Regions from separate parts of the Mus musculus genome. Here region 1 is linked to region 2. A link is a loop called in an ENCODE intact Hi-C map of the cell type or tissue named here. Cell type or tissue: heart. All regions are shown on one strand. Links, peaks and the distances in the headings refer to the core of each region. The heading gives the core; the rest is flanking DNA. Region 1 overlaps Jazf1 (JAZF zinc finger 1). Region 2 has its middle 76 kb from the start of Jazf1.

Region 1 (8,592 bases), core at 207-8,206, 110 kb after region 2:
GGGAGCCACATGCTGGGTGTATTAAGGGGCCTTAGGAGGGTGCTGGTAGCTCCTCGATGCTCTAGGACTGAGTAGAGAGGTGCAGATGAGGTCAGAGAACATGGAAAGAGGTACAGGATCAAACCTCAGAGTTGCCTTGGAGCAGGGCCTAGAAGGAAGAATGAGTGGTAGAACAGGGTCACACCACTCACTGGTGACTGTGTGTGCAGAGACCGGTGGGCAAGGCAGTCTGTGCTTAGCCAGAGGGGAGATGGAGAGCCCTGCAGGTAGTGCAGTGTGGAAAGGAGCGCCAGTGCTGGGTACAGGCTGGGGACCTCTCACTACATGAACAGTAGCGTCTGGCCTGGCCCCAAGGCAGATTGTTAGGTTGCAGGGAGACAGTGTCTGCTCAAGCCTTATCTCCATCTTTGTTTCTACTCCAAGGGGAACTGTGATGAACTGGAGATTGGCGTATAGGAGCTGTATATACTTAGGTAGCTCAACCTGCCTTTTATGTAATGTATACATTTTACAGATTCTTGTTAGAAACTAAGAAACCAATCCTTACTGCCCATTGTGAAAGTGCAACGCAGTCGATTTTAAACAGGCTGGGCACCACAGTTAGGAAAGCCCTGCTTATTCACAAATCTGTGAGTGTGTTGTGTTTCTGAGCATGCCAGTACTTGTGTTCTCTGACCTGTGTGTCCTCCCTGGCTTCCCCTTCGCTAGCCTTCATTTTCATGCCCATAACCCCCTTCCAGTCACTCTGCCCACCCGCAGCACCTTGCTGTCTGTCCATCCATCCATCCATCCATCCATCCATCTATCTGTCACTGACCTGCCACAGCCACTTGTATCATTATGACATTTCCTGGATACGTTCTTTTTAATCTTCTTAGGGGAGGAACTGTGAGTGGATTAAGATCCTTTTTCAGTTGTGTGGCCAGAAGAAGCGAAGGCGCTGACTTGGAGAGGGAAAATGTCTGTACTTGTCAGAAAGCGGCGGGGCTTGGGAGCAGGGACCAGGTTACTTATCCCGGGAACTAGATTTCGTTTTGCTGAGTGGTCAATCAAATCATTTATTTTAATTCCTACTTCAAAAACGTTTTTGGCATTCAGAAGAAATCTCTGTGAAATTGTTGGAGAAATTAGATAGGGGAATCCTCTACGTAGTGGTTTAGAAGTCCTGAAAACCATCACATCTATTAAACAGCCCTGTTCCCCTCTGCTCAGATTCATGTCTATATTTTTGTGGTGGTTGTTGTTGTTTTTAAGAATATCTGATCCATCAATTTTTCTGGATGGATTTTGTTTCTATGTTAGATCACATTGAAATCTCTACTTTATCATGTTAGAATTCAAGAACAGAAAGGCACAGAGCTATTGATTTGCTTTGAGTAGTCTACAAATAAAATAATTAGATAGGCCAAGGCAGAAAGACCAGCAAGTGCGCATCAGCGTGTATACAATCTCTTATTATGAGAAATATTATTATGAATTTTTATTGAATTGAGACTGTCACAATTTCAAAATGAAGGTTGGGGGATTGTTTGTTTTTAAACACTGTTAGTTATGACCCTCACACTTTGAAAACCAAAAAGATTTCATGTTCTGGTTTTGAATGCATTGTAGAAAATGAAGATGAGTCTTAAAAATATGAAAATATATTGTAGAAAATTAAGACACACAAAACATAAAGCACAGCCCTAGTCCAGAGAACTGTCACTGTGCGAGTCTACTGCCTTTCAGACTGTCTGTATAGTGTTTCTAAGGCTGCTGTATGAGGTCTGTCTTATCCTTTGTGTGTGCATGACTCTTACACAGCCTGTTGTCTTTTAGTATAGATTCTTCATTCATGGAATTCCATGGCTACCTTTTATCTATCAAGTCCACGAACTATTTTGAATATTTTGAAATAATTTGCATGTATTTCATACACAGCCTGAAGACACATGTGACTGGTAGAATTTTGGATATCTGGATAAGAGATTTGAATGTCAAGGTATCATGGGTGCCTGGTGACACGTGGAACCAAAAGCATGTTGGCTCTGTATCCACGAACCCAGCACTTCCTGACTGTCCTCACCTTGGAATGCAGTAAGCTGCTAGGCATCTTAGGAGAGGTGGAGAAGGCCCTCCTATGCTCTGGAGGAACTAGCCTGAAGCAACGCAGTGACAGCATTTCCCTGGCCCGCAGAGAAATGGGAATAAAGGTTAGCCACATTGGAGTGGCAGTTTTTAAAGCTGTATGTGTCATCCTGCCCTTTTTCTGAGATGAGTGTGTGTATTAAGTTTCTCTTAGGACGGTGTTTATGAAGAATGAGATAGCAGGTGTTTTGCTTCCAAACTCTTCCTTACAATATAACATTGTTTTTGTCAGTCTGTGCCCTCCCACCCTGCCTTTATTTCCTGTTTTTGTTGTTGTTGTTGTTTGGTTGGTTTTGTGTGTGTGTGTGTGTGTGTGTGTGTGTTTAGTCTAAAATTTTAAGAGGGCCCTTTGGATCAGCATCTATTCCAAAATACTGGCAGTTCCCACACGTCTATAGCTTGTTCGCCCTGTTCCATTCAGTCCTGCTGTCCCACCCTCTAATGCTCTGGCAGGACTTGAGTACCATTTCCTCGAGTTTTTTGTACCTGTCTGTTACTAGCACCAAGGTGGTTTCTCTTTCTGAGAGACACTTCTTTCTCTGTCAGCCTCTCTAAAATAACCTAGAAGGTTCCTGAAGAACCTAGGTGCTCCCAGCTGCAGCACTCGGAAAGGTGAAGCCTTCTAGTGCAAGCTATCTTTGCCCTCAGGCCACGTGGTGCTGTTTGCTTTAGGTGGGATCATCTGCAGAGGTCACTTCAACAGTCAACACTGTTACATGTTTACAATCAATGTGGGAAAGACAACAGAGGAAGAAAATGGACAAGGAGAAGACAAGGAGTGGCCTGTTAAGAGCCAGTGAGCTGTCCTGTATTAGTACCTAGCACGTTGCTGCTGCATCCTGCATTTCAGCAGATCCATCTATTTGGCCAGCACTCAGGTTTAAAGCGAAGTGACCCAACCCCAGTGGACGATTCCGATGGAGTTTGTGCTTTTCTGTGAGCTTATTAGTCTCATGACCTGAAGCCTCTACAGCTGCTGCTTCTTGTTGGCTGACTGACCACATGCTTCTCCCTGTTTGTCATACCAGGGGACATGTTGGGGTATTTGTCATAGTCTCTGAAGAGAGGGGCCAATATCTAAGAAACCATGAGTGAATGGGTAAAGGGGCCTGGTTATTTGACTCAAATCTTTCTGCTCATCTGTTTTGTTTGTATGTCTATGTTTTGGTCTTCAAAAAAGAAAAGGAAAAATAATTATTGATGAACCATGAGCCCATTTGCCCTGTGGGCATATTCATTAACACTGGCATCATATTTTGGTACATTTTCTAGCCTAAGAGGCCTTAAGAAGAATGAATCTTTAGCGGAGCAAGGAACAGGATATAGTTGTTCAGTTGGCAAGCTGTGAGAAGTTACTGATAAGCTGTGTAGTTCATCTTACATATATCAGCTTCCTGGCATTCCAGAAAGGGTGCCTGACATCTGTGTTTCTTTACCCAAAAGGACAGAAGCCATGCTTGATGCTGGGAAAGAGGTTACCATTTCTGTCCCATATACCATTGGATTCAGAATAAAAAAGTTTTGGGTGCCATCTCTTCACACAAGTCAGAGCAATGTGGTTTAGTGGGCAGATAGTGTGAGGCCAACCTTGTCTATCAGTAGAGTCATCCTGCCCATCCTTAATGCAGAATCCAAGAAAGATTCCTCTCGTGAGTGGGTCTGCAGCTGTGCTGGGGCTGTGAAGACCACCACGGCCATGGAGGCACGCCTGTTCCTCACTGCTGTCTGCTTGTTTCCTGAGCAGTAGGCCTGTCTCTCAGCTAGCTGGAAAGCCTCAGGGCAAAGACCTTGCCTTAGTGTTTTTAACTTATGCTATGCTACATTAAAATAAAGTTTCTAGTCTTCAGTAGGAATGGAGTAGAGGTGTTCTGAGTGGACTGCTGAGTAAGTGAATGAAAGCTTTTCTGGGCCTCACTCAGATGTTCCAGGAAGCCACTCTCCTAGGTAAGGAGATAGCACACCTGTGTAAAACTCAAGCTTGTGTTCTGGGTGCGTTAACAATAAGAAGGTTAAGCAATATGTGTAAAGATATTTTGAGGTTGATATGGTTAATAGCAAAGAATTAGAAATATCATAAATAAATAATGAGACTGGTCAGAAAAGGATAACTCATTGTATTCTGAAGCCTCTAATGATAAGTTTTGTAGCAGCCAAAAGAAACATGTGTACTAGACCATTATTATGAAAGAAAGTCCAAATTATATGCATGCTCACAGCATGGTGGGAATCCCCCTTGAAAGAGGGAAAAAATAAAATTCATCAAAATGTGAACAGTGCTTGAGGTGAATTGTGAGTGATTTCTCCATCATACAAATGTCTTGGAGAAGGCTAAACTACTTTCATAATGTGAAACCAGTGTCCGGAGAGAAAAAATTAATCCAAAGCAAGTGTGTCCACTGTGAACACTTGAAAAATGAAACTGGGCGGTGGGCGCTTGGATTCTTCTTTTTTGGAGTTTTCTGTATGATGGAAATATTTTATAATTAGGACATTTCCAAAGAGGAACAGTTGTAGGTTAGAGGAAAGGACATATCCACAGTGTGAAAAGTCCAGCGCCCTCTTGTGGTCTCTGAGGGCATCAGACATGCTCACAGTGCACAGGCATACATGCAGGCCAAACACCCATACCCTTAAAAGAAAACCAATCACAATAGTTTAGGGCTACTTAAAATAGCAAACCACCAGGCTGCCAGAGTGATAACCCATGATGACATCTGATATAGTTCTTGGTCAGAATGCTGACAATGATTAGACACCAAGGGAAGTTCAGTTATGGTCAGTACAGTGTGTTGATCAAAACACAGAGTTAACACCCTGTAGTACTTAACACTCTAGGCACTTCATAAGATAGATTTATTTAAGAGTAGCTCATCTAAAACACCCGGAATCCCCAAATCTCCAGGTGCCACAGGTAGTTCCTGTACCACCTCACAGTGTGCAGGAGACACACTATGACCAACAAACTTGCTGACGAGTGGGGAAATGGCCTTTATGAACTCAATGCATACCTGGTCTCCTGTGTCGAGAGTGTTTCAGGAAGTTGCCCATTTCTCTGCTGCCCCCTTCTCATTGCTTTATCTAAGCATTTCTAACTCTGTTTAAATTGTTGGCTTGCCAGGCAGAGGCTGTCTTTGTATCTTACCAGAACCATGACTGATGTTTTTACAGAGGATAAATCAAGGACAGTCAAGACATAGTGTTAGAGTGTGAGCATGGAGCTTATGTAATTGTGTGCAGAAGGAAACCAGCTGAACGGGCGAAGGAGCAAGCCCCACCTGCACTGCGGCACACACAGAGCTCAGCCTGTGATACGGACCCTAACTATCTAGACCCGGAGGCTACCAGCATGTGGTGCCAGTGATAGGAAATTCCAGGAAAAAAAAAGCAGGATGCTACAGGCAGAAAGAAGCCAGTCAGTTATCCTTGTGCCGGGCTGGTAGAGGGAATTGGCTAGCAGAGGCACAGGGGGATTTGGGGAGTTAATGCAAAGATTCTGGTATTTTGCTTGTTTTGCAATAGCCACCTGATCTTGTTTGCTAGGTTCTTCAAACTAAATAAAAAAGTGAATAATTTTATTTTACCTATGTTCTTTCTTAGTAAAAGAAAGGGACAATCAGGGCTGTTGCCAGCGGGTTCTCCTGCTCCTTTAACAACAGTTGCTGTCTACCATTTCTGTCCTATTATCTGTTGGATGTCTATTAAAAAGACACAGTGCTAAGTGAAAAGGAGTCATGGAGCGTTAGATAAAGGTTAAGCCTAGACAGTTTGTGATTAAGGCGGGGAAGGGGGCCTGAGCAGTGCTTCTTCTCAGTTCTGGGCTTTCTTTGTCTTCCTTTTTAGTGCGCTCAGGTGTGCTCCATCTCTGTGGGAGGCTTGACCTCCTAATACCATGGCTGCAGCCCTCTGGCCATTTCAGATTGGGGCATCCCCCTTGCCCTACTCTGTCCTCTTGCAGGAAATACAGAGCAGCCTAGGAGGGGCAAAAGTAGTCACTCCAAAATATCACCATGACCTCTGTCCCCTTAACAGTATTGAACATGTGTTTACATTTAAGTGGAAAATAATTTTCCAAACAGAAGACAGAAAGTGATCTCATTTCCCAAATGAAGTAAAATGTAAATTTGAAAAGGCCAACCGGAATGAATCCCTGCGTCTCCCCAGCATTGGCGTCCTCGTCTCTCTTCTTGGAACAGGGATAACAGTGCTGGGAAATCATCCGCCATTTCCCAACAAATTCAATTTTGATTTACAAAGCTGAAGTAGAAAAATTAGAAATCTTTATTCATCTGTCCATATGCTCTTTTTTAAAAGAATTAGTCTGATTTATAATACAAATGGGCATATTTACTATAGATGATTATACAGTAATTAAACTGTGGTTATATGTATATTTGTTTTTATGCTAGCCTGTTGCTTATTTAATTTAATTTTTATTAAGTTGGTCTTTCTTGTCTCTCTTCTTTCTTCCCCAACTGTTCTATAAAAAGCCTGAAGGGACCCTGGCCATGAGGTGACCTGGCCTCTTGATGACAGAGTGTGTTACTGCTGATTGGCAGGCAGAGTCTGGATCTCTGGAATCAGGTTGCAGCCCCCATTGTTTTCTGAAAACGTCTGCTTCTTGGGCAGGGAAATTGACAACTGAATAATGGGAAGAGCACAATGAGAACTTGGCATTCTAGACCAAGCAGTTTGTTTCCTTGGATGCAGTATGCTGAGAATACTTGAAAAGTTTTCTTGGTTCCTTGCTAAGGGGTAAGCGATAAACTTGAAGCTGATTTACTGGGTCATCATCTTACCTTAGTTGAAGGGCAGTACTGCCAGCATTCAAGGGGCTGTGGTTCAGAAGGAATCACTGATTAGTGGTGCTAAAGCAGTTTGTAAATATCCTCAGTGCTGCAGAAGCTATGAGTCCTCCACTACTGATTCTTCATTCCTAGGCATGTTGACTCGAAACACTGTAGTGTGTGTGTGTGTGTGTGTGTGTGTGTGTGTGTGTGTGTGTCTATGTGAGTACAGGTGCCCATGGAGTCCAGAAGAAAGTGGCCATCCCCTGGATCTAGAGCCAGAGGCAGTTGTAAGCCTTTGCAGGTTCCGTGTGTACTTTTGACCTCGGAGCCATTGCACCAGTCTAGTTGAATCTTTCTTAAGAATCTCTTTGTATTAGTACAAGACCTGCCTCATTCTTGCTATAGTTTCAACTTTGTATGCCTCTCCAAAGGTCTGCGATTTTAAGGCTTGTTTCCCATCCCCATGGTGCTATTAGAAGATGGTGGGATATTCAGGGTGTAGGCCTACTGGAGAGAATATTAGGACCTCAATCTCCTCTTGTCTCTGCTTCCTATTGCTCCGAAGTGAACGAGTATCTCTGGGCCTGTGCTCTACCATGACATTCGGTGTAACTATAGGCCCAAAGCAACAGACACATGGGCTGAAACTGATTCAGATAAACTTTTTTGCCCTTTAAACTAATTTCTCAGATACTTTATCAAAGTGGTAAAAAAAAAATCCTCTTTGCAGGAATTCTATAATTTAGCTGTTATTCTTTTAAATATAGTTTTTTCTTAACTGCATAAACTCAGTAATAGGTTATGAATCAGTTATGATCATTATTAATTTGTAATATTTTTGATGAAGTATGAACTCAGTGATAGGATAGGATAGGATAGGATAGTCCTGAGTTCAATCCTTAGTGAGTGTGAAAGAGTCAGAGAGGATAAATAATTAAATATATTTATTTCTTTTTAAAAATTTAAATTGAACTTTATTTGAATGAGTTATTTTGCCTGCATGTATGATTGGGTGCCACATCTGTGCCCGATATCTGTGGAGGCCAGCAGGGGGCATCCGATCCCCTAGGACTGGAGTTACAGATGGCTGTGAGCTGCTGTGCAGGCGCTGGGAACTGAGCAGCCAGTGCTCTTAAACACCAAACCATCTCCCCAGCCACAGTTGAAAGTATTACTACAAGCTGTTGTTTAGAGAAAAAATCTGCAAGGCTTAGCTTAAGATAATGCCATGCACTGACACCCAGCTCAAGGCTTAGCTTAAGATAATGCCATGCACTGACACCCAGCTTCAGAAGCTCATGTGATGCTGAAGGAGAAGGCGTAGCGGCTGCCGAATGTGCTTGTACGGGGATCAAAGCAAGAACCAAAACCCAAGTTCAGTGGTTTCATTTGTTTTTTGTCTCTGTTGTTGCTTAGTTTCTGTTAATGGCAGAAACTTTGTTCTTAGGGCATGCTGTATTGAAAAATGTCTAGTTTAGTCTTGGAGAATATATAAGGTGATAGCATAAACGTTGAATTGAGTCTTTCTGGAAAGAATCTGGTATTGTTCTAAATGCAATGTTTTTGCTGGGGAGAACTGGCCTGTTTGACTCTTGCTGACTTCTTACCAACACCATACAGGAACTTTCCAGCATTCCTTCTCTGTGCACCCATACAACTTAGGGCAAGTTCTAAGAGT
Region 2 (8,592 bases), core at 442-8,441:
TGCTCAGGAATTAGAGACAGGAAGATCAGGAGTTCAAAGTCTTTCTCAGCTCTGAAATGAGTCTAAGACTAGTCTAAGTTAAATAAGATCCTGTTTCAAACAAAATAAAACAAAACAAAGAAACAATCAACCAATTAATAAAAGACAGCAGTCTTTGTGAGTGAAGGTCCCATCTTACTCCATGTGACCATCTTAACTGAATAGATTTGCAATGTCCCCATTACCAAATAAAGTCACAATTTTGGGTATTGGGGATAAGGACTTTGCTATGTATGGGGAGGGTGCAATTCAACCAACCACAGCTCAGATCTCCATATAGTACAGCTAGGTCTCTGCATCTGTTGTTGCTCTTTCAGTCTATGTAGGTGTTTGGGAAAGATGATTTTAACTTTATGAATTTTATCTATGTATATACTAGCTACTTCCCTATTACCATGACAAAACATCATGACTAAGGAAGTTTACAGAAAGTATTTAATATGTCTTACAATCTGAGAACCTTGAAATCCATGGCAGCAGAGCAAAGGAACAGCTAAGAAGTCACATTTTTATCCATAACCACAAGAGAGAGAGAGAGAGAGAGAGAGAGAGCGCACTTACTGGGAATCCCAGGAGTCTTTTGAAACATCAAAGCAAACACCTAGTGTCTCACCTCTTCCAACAAGACCATACCTCCTAATCCTTCCCAAACAATTCCACCAACTGGGAACCAAGATACATATGGACCATTCTCATTCAAACCACTACAATGTGTGTATGTGTTGGTAGGTGGAAGGTTTTTTGTTTTTCTTCAGTAAATATTTGTCTAATTCCTACTGTTTTTTCCAGGTGATGTTCTAGCTCCTCACATTAAAAAACAGTTTATCTCTACTCTGTACTTTCACAACCTAGGAAGCAGACATGTAGACAAGCATCCTTCAGCACATATGCTGATGGCAAGGGTAGAGTTGAACTATGTAGAGGAGACAATACATGAATGCATACTCAGTCAAGTCAGAGAGCTGTTCAAAGGAAATCCTTGGGCTGTCAGGAAGAACCCTGAGTTCTTTCCAGGCTGCAGTGCCTAGCACTGGGTACTCAGTGCTTCTGTGGACCACAGCATCAGGTTTGGTAGAGAGCTTGGTAGAAATACAGAGCAACTGAACTGGAATTGTCATTTCTGTGACACTGCTGCAGGATCTAGGATAGGAGTCTGAGAAGTGCTACCCTATTCTTTAATAATTATTTTTAAAGAAATCAATAGAAAGTACTCAGGGAGGGTCTCAGCACACAGTCAAACTCTGCAATGCTGTGTACTGTGTGATGTCAAGACTCTGGTTAGAATGTCAAAGGGGTGCTTCTGCTCAACAGTTTCATAGACCAAAGAAAGAGGGCCCCATATGCACATTGCAGGATAAGCTCGGTAGGAGCCAAAGAGACATTTGCTCAAGGGATGACCCTGGCATGACCCTATGATGCAGACAGAAGATAAGCCTCCAAATCCATGCTCTGAATCAGCTGTTCGAAGGGGATTTTCCTCTCAGTTATAATTGGTCTCCCGAATGCATACTGAGCAGGTGGTTGGGAGAAAGAGAAGCCTTGGTTTATTTCTATAAGCAGTTGGGTGAAGGAAGCAACTCCTCGGGGAAGAAGACAGAGAAATCAGGAATGGTAATCTGAGTACGGCAAACTGGAAGGGGTGTAGATAGCAGAGGGAAAGATGATAAAGAAAGAAGTAAGAACTGGGAAAAAACTCTCCAACATATACCAGCTGCTATTTACTCAAAAAAAAAAAAAAAAGCCTGTTTGTTTCCAAGTCAAATTCAATTTAGCATGGTAAAAAGGAATGAAACTCAGGTACATACTTTCTGTTCACTGAGGCTTAATGATCAGACACCATAGCCTTCAAGGAGAGACTGCTTCTTCGGAGACTTTGCAGTACAGAGAGTCCACCTTGAAGTGCCTTCAGAGCATGTTCCACTGGCCTGCATATCTTTGCCTGGGCTAGCTCAGCCATATAGTTTATTAAAACAAACTAGAGTTCATCTTAAGATATGCCGGGGGGGGGGGCACCTTTTGGTACTTATTGCAAATATTAAACTAGACCAGTATTTGTTTCCTGCCTTAAATGTCTTCTGCACATAAAAAAAAAAAAAAAAAACAAAAAACAAAAAAACAAAAAACAAAAAAACCCTGTTACTGGTTTTAGGATAATTGATTTCAGTTCTACAAGTAAATATGAAGGCATGTGTTACAGCTAATAGTTCTGGTTGGGACCATATATACAGTTGATCACATAGTTTAGAAGATGTTTATTGCTCAGTTCCATGCACTCTTTAGAACTGAGCAAGTCACTGTTCACATAGGCTAACAGCAGTAACCCTCATCTTGGACATGGGACAAACAGCAGAGATGGTTAAGATACAGACCGGCATGTGAGCACTTACCATAGTAGCTAGGGAAACACATTTAGGGAAACTCCACGTCTTTCCTATGACCATCATTCTTATGAAAATAAGAATGCAGAGCTCTGTCATACGGACCTTCTCAGACAGCAGCCACTGTCAATCCCTTCCCCAGATTGTAAAAGGAGAAAGCATCCTTTTAAATATCTTTCTGAAGTTTAGCCTAGTGACAATCCATTGAAATGTCTATTCTACTAAACTTCAAAGCAGGACGTTTTAGGAACTTAAAGCTACTAGTTCACCGTGACTGTAAATTTATTTTTGGACAGCATTTTAAAAGCTGAGTGTTTGTCATGTAACATGGCTTTAGATTTCATTCTTAAATGTGTATGCCTCTGTCTCCTGCAAACACCAAAACTAGCTTAAAATAGTACAGAAATAAGTGGGGAGGTAAGTCTCCCAGCATCTAGAAGAATGCATGGGCACAAATCTCCACAGCCCTGGACTAAGGGTAAATCTTCAGGGAAAATTCCAGAAGCACCACGACAAAAGAGAAATAAATTAATTGGACTTCATTAAATTAAAAGTGTTCATAACATCAAGGCAATCCATAGGATGGAAAAAAATTCTTCAAATAATACTTCTGATAAGATAATTTACCTAGCATATATCACAACATGTATAGCTCAACAAAGTAAAGGCCAGGAACGCAACCAAGAGAATTAGATATCTCTCTGCAGAAGACATCTACATCTGATAGGCACCTGAGAAGATTCTCAACCCATAGCCATGACGGAAATGCAAATCCTGTCCACAGTGAAACAGCGCTGAATTGGGAGGCCATAGTTCACATGTTTTAAAAGGCATTTGGACAGATGTGGGTGATGTGTGAAAAGCTTATCCACTCACAAACTGGAGTTTGACTATAAATTGGTACCTGTGTGAGAAGGCAGTCAAGGTGGCTGGGAAGATGACTGGCAGGGCAGGGGAGTGGGGAGAAGGGCCACCTCCTGTGTCACTGTGGTCAGACAGGCACTGTTGGGCCACATGTGGGGGCATCTACACTTCTAGCCATTTCTGCAGAGACCAATTGAAGTGCCCAGCCTTCCTCGGCAAGAGAGTGAGCATTCCTCTACTCCTACCCTTCTAGGAAAGGCAGACCACTCCATACCGCTAAAGGAGCCTCTCCCTGACGCAAGAACAAGTGGGTGGCAGTTCCCTCACTTCTCAAAGGTGTACTGCTAAAACTCCCAGTGAGTTTACCCTCTCAAGGTGTCTGCCACACGAGGTCACCTGGAAGAGGGCAGGGACAGCCACAGTGAAGGAGGAGAGGGGAGAAGGCCATTAACCCCTGCCCAAGACAGCAGCAGCTCATTAGGTTAGGAAAAGGTAGAAAAGAATGTGTAAAAGAAAGCTAAAGCTCACATAGACCTTTACACCCACAGACGCCTGTGAGGTACCCAGTAAACATCGTTTATACATCCCAAAATATTAAACACTGAGTTGGCATAGTAGTATATGTGAAAATTCATCGGGAGCATGGACTGCTTCTATTTTAACAGTGAAATTCCACAATCCCTATACATTTTTTTGTTTTGCATAACTAAAACAGGGAAAAAATGAAATAAATTGGAAAATGTTGATAATTAACATACATTTATATTTCTGTGTGTGCATGCATGCATGTATGTGCATGTGTGTATGTGCGTGTGTGTGTGTGTGTGTTTCTGGGGATCTAATATACTATTCAAATACCCTACTAGTAAGCTACATCTTCAACTCTATAGGAATTTTTAAATGACTAAATTATAATTTTGATGCCATATTTTTTAAACATTGAGGGTTTTGAAATGCTAATCTCACATCAAAGCTGATAACCTTTTTAATAACGGGAAGATGTGAGCACTTCTGATTTTACCTACCATTTTGCTCTGCGTGTGCAAATGATGCATAAATAAACATGTAGTTTCGATAAAACTTCCTTTCTGGATACTGGAATTTGAATTTGGCATAATTATCACCACATGTTAGTCTCTGGGACTTTTGAAATGTGAGCCCATTTTTAGCCTGCAAGCTGGGGGTTGGGTTGGGTTGGGTCCATCGTCTTTATCTTGCTCCATGCTCTCTATGACCTGAATGTGCTTAGAGTTTAGTGTCTGTGATGCAAACAGTTACAGATAACTCTCACTCCCAGAGACTCCTAGGAAGCAACGGCACTCACTGTGAGGACCCTGTGGCTGACAGGCTGTGGGTGATCTTGATTCCTTTATTATATTTCCCCCAGTGTTCTTGCCATCACACTGTCTTCAAGGGGACAGACAGAAAGAAAACACATGCAGACTGTGGCATGCCTGGCTATCAGATTGTCTTTGGTCATCCAAGTGAACTAAATGACTTCTAAACATTTCATTTCCAGGCTGGGACCCAGCCTCCTCACACAAGCAAAAGCCTGATGCATAATTGTTCTAAGGACCTGCAGCCAGGCAACCACGTAATTATCAAACCAGACTTTGGTACAAAAGCCTGCATTGAAGAAAAACCCAAAGCAACCAAAGCAGCCCCCTGGAAGGCCACCAGGGGGCAGAGAGTCTGTAACCCAAAGAAGGAATTTCAGGCCCAAGTAGAGCAGACCTTTCTGTTAACTGTCCAGCTATATCAATCTCTTTCAGAAACCGAATTGAGATTTTTATAAAGACCTCATTTTGTTCACACAAACTGGCAAGTCACAAAATTTACCAGGCCCGTTTTTTGGAAGGTAGATAGCTAGGCACTTTCAAATTGCCCAAGCCAAAAAAAAAAAAAAAAAAAAAAAAAAAAATCACTGCATGGTCCAAGGTAAAAGTTCTAGAAAATTTACACAAATTTTTCCTTCCCAAACAGATATTTTTCTATCCCACTGGCAACTATTTTCAAAAATAGTCATTTTTTAATTTTTTCATATACAGCAAAATGCAACCAAATGAAACTTGAAGGTGAAATTTCCCATTTTTCTTAATGCCTCCGTAAGACCTAGGAATTGCTAGAAGCAGAAGGGCGGGATGTGGGCCGAGGGCCACCCTCACAGCTCTCTAGCACATCAGTCTCCTAAGATTCCATATGTGGCTCCCACGGTTGAAGATAATATAAAGCCTTAATTTGTGTGTTTTCCAAGTAGCAAGTATTAACAACTGTATCTGATCTATATTCAACACTAAATATCAAAGAAAAAACACTAATGTATTTTATTGTAGGCACTAGTAGCCTAGTGTAGGCACAAAACTCACCTGCCTAACAATTTCTGCCTGAACCTTGCTAATGCTTCCTTCTTATAGGGAATCTTGTATCCATAAATACAATTCCTTGTGCATCTGAACAGACAGGTCAGGCTAGAATAGGCACAAACACTCCTGACCTATCTTCTGTCATCATCTGTCTCCCTTACGAAAGAACCTCCCGGAACAGTTCCAAACTTACTATCTCTAATGTCTCTCCCTCGTTCTTGTTCTTTAACCTTTTAAATGTTAGTTGTGACACAGACACATAGCATCAACTTCTCCCGGGCAATCATTCTAAGTGTACCGAACAGCAATGCTAGTACACTCTTATTACAAGGCAGCCTGCATGCAGAACTCTCCCCATAGCTGACAGCCTCCTGTCCTCAGCCTCCCACAAACCTCTGGCAACCAATATTCTCCTCTGAACTGATTATTTTAGGCACCTCACTGGATTTAAATCATACCCAGTTTATACGGCTTTTTTTTTTTAAGCTGGCTTAATTTATTTATTTTATAAGGTCAACTTTCATGTATGTTTTGAATATGTCAACATTTCTTCTTTAGGTTGAATAACAATCCATTGTAGATGCATATTGTATTTTGCTTAACAATTAATAGATCTTCGGGGGATGGGGAGATAATTTGGTTTGTAAGTGCTTGGTATGCACAGAGTTCAAACCTCTGCCTCTGCTGTCCTAACCAACAAATGTCTCAAAAGACCCAAACCTTCTCTCTCTCTCTCTCTCTCTCTCTCTCTCTCTCTCTCTCTCTCTCTCTCTCTCTCTCTCTGTCTCTCTCTCTCAACATATACATATATCTTAGAGATAGTAAACACTCAATTTATATTTGTTGAATTGGTAAAGGATTGGCTAAGTAAAACATGAATTTTACAATTTAAAAAATTAAGAATACACAAGAACAAGCCACCCTAAGAGTCCACAGAAACTACACCCAAAAATTGAAAAATCCTTCTCCCAATGGACCTTGGGTGTCAGTTATCACAAATAAAACATGTCTGTATAGAAATGCTTCCTATCTCTAGCTGCATATGTATCAGAAGATGGCCTAGTCGGCCATCATTGGGAAGAGAGGTCCCTTGGTCTTGCAAACTTTATATGCCTCAGTATGGGGGAACACCAGGGCCAAGAAGTGGGAGTGGGTGGGTAGGGGAGTGGGGGGGGGGTCTGGGGGACTTTGGGGATAGCATTTGAAATGTAAATGAAGAAAACACCTAATGAAAAATAAATTTAAAAAAGAAAGAGAAAAAAAGAAAGAATAAAATACTCAGATCATATTACAATAAAAAAAGAAATGCTTCCTAAATTCAAAGAGTAAAATATTTATAAATAGCAAATGATAACAAATGTCTAGGCAGATTCATGAGGGAATCAAGCTACATTTAAGCAAGCAAAACTATAATTGTTGAAATGCAAAGGCTCTGTGGATGAGTTACAGAACTTAGAAATAGCTGAAGACAGAGCCATTGGCTTGATTTGCACCATTTAGCTGTTAACTCACAATATATCCAGCACCTGAACATAAGCGGTAAAACTAAAACCTGCTCAAAAGACAACAGGGAAGGCCTACCCACAGACTTACCAATGGCTTCTGGAGATATAAGACCAAAGCACAGGCAATGGGAGTACATAAACTAAGCTACACCGGTGTTTAGGAGTTGAGCATCAAAGGACACAACCAAAGGATGCAGAGGCAAGAAGAGCTCACATGCCATTTATGTGTCTAACAATGGGAAGTGATGCCAGAATACAGGACCACAAGAACAGCCACCCCTGATTTAAAACAGATGATGCGAGACCTTAGTCACCATCTTAAGGTCTGTAAATGGCCAGTGACATGTCAAGGGATGGAAGCTCAACCATGTTGCTCAGTTGAGAAATGCAAATCAGATCTAGAGTTAGAGTACTGTATATAGTCTTAGGAATGCCCCATCAAAGCCTCCAAAAGTAAGGTTGGTAACAGATGTGGAAACACTGGAACCTTTATATACTTCTAGTAAGAATGCAAAATGGCACAGTCACTATGTTTTGGCAGTTTTTTAAAAAAACGAAAATAGGATTACCATAGGATCTAGAAATTCTACTTCTAGATATATACCTAAAAGAATTATAAGCAGGGTTCTAATGAAATACCTACAATTCATGTTCATAGAAGTAAGTATCATTAATCCAAACACAGAAGTACCACAGTGCCCATGAATGGACAGATAAGCAAACAGTGGTATAACCACATGATGGGAGGTTATTCGGTCTTAACAAAGGAAAGAAACCATGATCTATGCTACAGTGTAGAGAAATTTTGATGGCATTATCCTAAGTGAAATAAGCTAGTTACAAAATTATAAATATGACATAAAGATGCTCACCTGGAGTCCCTAGAGTAGTCAATGTCCCAGAGACTGTAGCCTGATGGCTCCTAAGAGCTGAGGGGAAAGTTTCAGAGTTGTTTCATGGATATGGGATTTGTGTTTTGCTAGATGTAATGAGCTTTGAAGAGTCGTTGCATAGCTGTGAATGGAGAGCAGATACTTCCTGCATATGAACTCTTTCTCAGCAGGATATGTGAGAAAGTTAATTATAACAGATGACTTGGGAGGCAGTGAATGAGCAGCTGGGGGTGGGGGTGGGGAGAATGAAGTGGGATTTTCCCTCATCACCTTTATATGCTTTCCCCATCCTCCTTGTTCACTTTTTAAATTTAGCTATATCATTTAATCAGAAAGACTTACTACAGAGAAAGTAAAATTCTAATATGAACACCAGGCTGAAACATAGTAATCGTGATATATAAAGAGTCCCAGGCCTACTAAAAGCAGATTAATGGGAGCAATCTATGCTGGGTGCCAGAAAGAGGGTCTGTTTGTAGTAACCATTTTCTGTCACACCTACTGTCAACCCACATATGGAGGCTTAATTCCATAATCCTGGTGCCCAGGA

The links. A loop is a pair of places that touch in the nucleus more often than their neighbours do. Peaks named below come from ENCODE experiments on the same cell type or tissue, not always from the same donor. Only the 100,000 strongest peaks of a DNase experiment are listed, where the experiment ranks them.
Region 1: it touches region 2 in a loop (7-fold over the local background); 13 of 42 quality-filtered maps call a loop at or near these places.

What each region holds. Positions count from the first base shown.
Region 1 is chr6:53,029,030-53,037,621 of GRCm38, reverse strand. All of the region lies in intron 1 of Jazf1 (JAZF zinc finger 1), which reads left to right. Among named protein-coding and RNA genes, the nearest start is that of Gm33097, 35 kb to the left of the region's middle. In heart, for the core only: CTCF peaks have their summits at 4,689 (motif pointing left) and 7,949 (motif pointing right); no DNase peak of the experiment used is centred there; H3K27ac peaks cover 1,683 bases.
Region 2 is chr6:53,140,570-53,149,161 of GRCm38, reverse strand. No RefSeq gene overlaps it. Among named protein-coding and RNA genes, the nearest start is that of Jazf1, 76 kb to the right of the region's middle. In heart, for the core only: a CTCF peak has its summit at 4,948 (motif pointing right); no DNase peak of the experiment used is centred there.